Linked DNA regions of Homo sapiens: region 2 is linked to region 1. A link is an interaction called in ENCODE POLR2A ChIA-PET data of the cell type or tissue named here. Cell type or tissue: Caco-2. All regions are shown on one strand.

Region 1 (2,500 bases):
CCTCCAGGGCTTTGGAAATTTGAGTCCCCACCCCTTGCAGGACACAAGCCTCCTCCGTTTAGGACACCAGTGGCTCAGGCCCCCAACCACAGCAGCAAACCCACGGGGGCCCTGGAGTGCAGGCCTCAAGTCCAACTCTCCAAACACTGAGAAGTCCCAACCTTGGTCCTTAGGGGACCTGGGAATTGGGGGGCCCAAGCCCCTCCCTTCAGCTATGGGGGCAGCTGAGCCAGAGGTCAGGCTGTAGTGGGGAGGCCAGAAGGGGCGGGGACAGCCGGGATTGGGAGGGGAGAACAGCAGCGTGGGCGGCTGGCAGAGGCAGGGAAAGACCAGCAGAGAGGAAAGAGAAACTGGGAGAGGGAGGAAGGGAGAAAGTGAGAAGGGAAATCGGAAAGAGAAAAGGGAGGAAACGGCAGAGCCAGAGAGAAAGAGGAAGAGACTGAGTGTGAAGGAGAGAGGACACAGGGGATGACTGAGAGACAGAGAGAGAGAGAGAGAGAGAATGAGACAGAGACTTAAGGAAGAGACCCTGTGAGTCTGACAATAAAAGATTTGGACAGAAACAGAAAGATTGGAGAGAGAGAGAGAGGGAGAGAATGAGTGAGAGAGAGACTGGAAGAGACAGAGATCAGAGGGAGACACAGAAAGTGAGAGTGGGGAGAGAGGTAGTGTAAAAGGAAGAGAGAGAGAGAGAGACCGTAAGAGACAGGAGACAAAGAGACAAAAAGTGTGAGTGAGCAGGTGAGGAGAGAGATTGAGAACTATGAGAGACAGCAGCTAAGAGACAAAGGAGGCGGGAGACTGCCTAGGTGCCGCAGCACCCACACCGTCCTCTTGCCCCCCCGTCACTGGGACCCCAGAGCTGGGTAAGTTCCCTGGCTGGGCTGGGAGGGGCTCTCTGGGTTCACATTCCTGGTGCCGCAGGGCTTGGCTTGGGGAGTTGGCAGGGGTGGTTTGGGGGTGCATGTGGGAGGGCGGGAGACAGGTAGCCTGGGGCAGCCGGAAGGAGGCAGGGAATGGGGAGTCCCTAAGCACAGAGAGGGTCAAATTCCTGGCCTGAGTGCAGTGGGCAGGAATAAAGAAGCCCCTATTCTCTGGCCTGGGCTGCAGACAGCTGCCCCCTCCCGCAGCTGCCAGGGCCGCCTACCTCTCTTGGCACCACTCTTGGTATGTGGTCACGGGCCATGGCCTCCCCCAGCCCCCCAAGTCCCGAAACAACAGGCTCTTTCTCTGCAGCCTCCTCCGACCTCCAAGCCCCTGACCCCATCTCTGTCTCACACCCGTCACTGCAGAGACACAGCCCCTTTCTTTCTCTCCCCCAGCCCTTGATGGAGGGGAGCCGACCTCGCAGCAGCCTGAGCCTGGCCAGCAGCGCCTCCACCATCTCCTCGCTCAGCAGCCTGAGCCCCAAGGTTTGAGCTTCCTGGCGGGGATGGGGAGGAAGGTGGGGCTCTGGGCCGCCCATCCTTCTGTTTCCCCAAGGACTCTGGTTGTTAAGGACAAAGATCCTTAGCAACGGGGTCTGCCAGACATAGTAAGGTCCCAAATTGCCTACACACCGCAGCTAGGAATTCAGAGGCACTCCCAGCTCTGTCCCCACCCTTTGTATTTTCCTAATTCTAAACCAGAGTAACAACCTCCCTTGACCCTGGTTGCTAAGATAAAGCCGCTCCCCAGCCATGAGGCCCCTCGAGTTCTGAGAAGTAGTGGCTGCTCTTGATTAGTGCCAGAACTTGCTGTCCTATCTCTCGCCATCCAATCTACCCACTAATGAAATCCTATAAGGAGAGACCCTTCTCTGACAATAAGACCCAAGGGGCCTCCAGATACTTGCATCCCAAATCGGCATCCCAGCCAAAAGCTTAGGGAGACACTCATTTCTTTTTCCTCCTGCCGTTCCACACATATTGTTTCTCAAGTTCAGAGCCCAGAGATCTGATCTCAGCCTTGGTCAGTACCACCGCTTCCAAGGAAGGGCATATTGTCGGGACCTGGCTAAGGATGCCTGAGATATCTGTGGGCATCAGGAGATGAGGCTCCATCCGGGCAGGATGGAGGGATTTGAGGCTTCCTCTCCTTGTACTTGGTTGCTAAGGGGTGTGACCGCAGGGCACCAGGGCATCCTTTGATTCACTGGAGACTCAGCGTGAGAGTTCCCCCTGATTATGGGGCCCTCCCAGCCCATAGTCCCAGTTCAGATCCCAAAGGACCTACTACAGCTCTGGCTCTGGTGGCCAAGGGCATCTGCTTCTTGGCAGTGGATGCTTGATCCCCAAATTGCTTCCCTACAGCCTCTTCCTTGCCTCTGAACACCTCCCTCTGCCCATCAAAAAAAGAGTCTCGGCCCGGCGCAGTGGCTCACGCCTATAATCCCAGCACTTTAAGAGGCTGAGGCGGGTGGATCACCTGAGGTCAGGAGTTCAAGAGCAGCCTGACTGACATGGCGAAACCGCGTCTCTGCTAAAAATACAAAAATTAGCCAGGCGTGGTGGCACGTGCC
Region 2 (2,500 bases), 61 kb before region 1:
ACCTCGTGATCCGCCCTCCTCGGCCTCCCAAAGTGCTGGGATTACAGGCGTGAGCCACTGCGCCCGGCCTAAAATTATTACTTTCTTATTGCTGCACTCCAGCACCTCAGAGGAGGCAAAAAGGTAAACACTGAAAAGAAAATATGCCGGGCACGGTGGCACATGCCTGTAATCCCAGCACTTTGGGAGACTGTGGCGGGCAGATCTCTTGAGCCCAAGAGTTCGAGACCAACCTGCAAAAAATTAGCCAGGTGTGGTGGTGTGCATCTGTATTCCCAGCTACTAGGGAGGCTGAAGCGGGAGGATCGCTTGAGCTGGGAAGGTTGAGGCTGCAGTAAGCTATGATGGCACCTCTGTACTCCAGCCTGGGCAACAGAGTGAGACTCTGTCTCAAAAAAGAAAAAAGAGGGCGGGCGTAGTGGCTCACGCCTGTAATCCCAGCACTTTGGGAGGCCGAGGCGGGCGGATCACCTGAGGTCAAGAGTTTGAGACCAGCCTGGCCAACAGGGTGAAACCCCATCTCTACTAAAAATACAAAAATTAGCTGGGCGTGGTGGTGTGCACCTGTAATCCCAGCTACTTGGGAGGCTGAGGCACTGGAATCGCTTGAACCCAGGAGGCAGAGCTTGCAGTGAGCCGAGATCACGCCACTGCACTCTAGCCCGGGCAACAGAGTGAGACTCTGTTGCCCAGGAAAAAAAAGAAAAAAAAAAAAAAGAAAAAGAAAAAAGAAGAAAAAGAAAATGCTGTGGGGCGCTGCCATGTGGAAAGACATTTGGGAAAGGCTAAAAGAACCCACTGCACACTTAATGGTATATCACATGTCAGTACCCGGTCAGACTCGCCTCTGGTAACATGGAGGTAGACACTCTAGCAAGAATTAGAACACTGGGTCCCTCACAATCCTCAAGGGCTTGGAGCAACTCAGTATTGTGTATAGACTGCAGATTTCCCTTACCATATAATCTTCAAGTGGCAGGATTGATTAAAAAGAAAAATGGCCAGGCGCGGTGGCTTACGCTTGTAATCCCAGCACTTTGGGAGGCCGAGGTGGTCGGATCACGAGGACAGGAGATCAAGACCATCCTGGCTAACACAGTGAAACCCCATCTCTACTAAAAATACAAAAAATTAGCCGGGCATGGTGGCGGGCGCCTGTAGTCCCAGCTACTCAGGAGGCTGAGGCAGGAGGATGGCGTGAACCCGGGAGGCAGAGCTTGCAGTGAGCCGAGATCACGCCACTGCACTCCAGCCTGGGTGACACAGCAAGACTCTGCCTCAAAAAAAAAAAGAAAGAAAGAAAGAAAGAAAAATGGCATTTAAAAAAATTTTTTTGCAGGTTTTATTTATTTATTTATTTATTTGAGACAAAGTCTGGCTCTGTTGCTCCAGCCTGGGTGACAGCGCCACACTCCGTCTCAAAAAAAAAACAGAAAATAAAATTTTTTTTTGTAGAGATGGTGTCTCACCATGTTGCCTAGGCTGGCCTCCAACTCTTGGGCTGAAGTGATCCTCCCACCTCGGCCTCCCAAAGCACTAGGCATGAGCCACCAAGCCTGGCCCAACTATCCATTATGCATAGTTGTAAAGCAAGTCTGGCCAGACGCATTTATACTGGAGCTGATAAAAGGCCAATGGTAAACACTATTTAGGATTTCCCAGAATCTTGAGCCAAGGGGAGGGGTTGGACTGGCAAATTCCCCAGACTGGATAGGGTGTTTCTTGTCAGAGGGCAAGAATTTCTCGGGCAGCTGCAGTGGTCTCCCTTGATCCTCTTGGGGTTGGGGCCAAAACAATCCACTTACCCCTACACTAGAACATGGTCCCTTTTTTTTTTTTTTTTTTTTTGGACGGAGTCTTGCTCTGTCACCCAGGCTGGAGTGCAGTGACACAATTTCAGCTCACTGCAACTTCCGCCTCCTGGGTTCAAGCGATTCTCCTGCCTCATGAGTAGCTGGGATTACAGGCGCCCATCACCACACCCAGCTAATTTTGTATTTTTAGTAGAAATGCGGTTTTACCATGTTGGCCGGGCTGGTCTCGAACTCGTGACCTCAAGTGATCCACCTGCTGCGGCCTCCCAAATTGCTGGGTTATAAGCGTGAGCCATTGTTCACAGGCTGAGTGACGTAGTTTAATGTTATTTATTTATTTATTTTTTAAGACGGAGTTTTGCTTTTGTTGTCCAGGCTGGAGTGCAATGGCGTGATCTCGGCTCACCGCAACCTCCACCTCCTGGGTTCAAGCGATTCTCCTGCCTCAGCCTCCTGAGCAGCTGGGATTACAGGCATGCGCCACCAGGCCCGGGTAATTTTGTATTTTCAGTAGAGACGGGGTTTCTCAACGTAGGTCAGGCTGGTCTCAGACTCCTGACCTCGGGTGATTCGCCTGCCTCAGCATCCCAAAGTGCTGAGATTACAGGCGTGAGCCACCGCGCCCAGCCTCGTGACTTTATTTTAAAATGCTACTCTGCCATGTGATTTTTTTCCTTTTTTAAGAG

Evidence for each region. Peaks named below come from ENCODE experiments on the same cell type or tissue, not always from the same donor. Only the 100,000 strongest peaks of a DNase experiment are listed, where the experiment ranks them.
Region 2: POLR2A ChIA-PET joins it to region 1 with 5 read pairs; 25 of 35 experiments call an interaction of 5 or more read pairs at or near these places.

What each region holds. Positions count from the first base shown.
Region 1 is chr19:48,866,449-48,868,948 of GRCh38, reverse strand. PLEKHA4 (pleckstrin homology domain containing A4) reads left to right here and starts at 332. Exons shown (of 20, transcript NM_020904.3): 1 at 332-866; 2 at 1,323-1,412. The coding sequence starts at 1,329. In Caco-2, no CTCF peak of the experiment used is centred here; a DNase peak (open chromatin) is centred at 1,558; H3K4me3 peaks cover 881 bases.
Region 2 is chr19:48,927,790-48,930,289 of GRCh38, reverse strand. No RefSeq gene overlaps it. Among named protein-coding and RNA genes, the nearest start is that of DHDH, 4.7 kb to the left of the region's middle. In Caco-2, no CTCF peak of the experiment used is centred here; no DNase peak of the experiment used is centred here.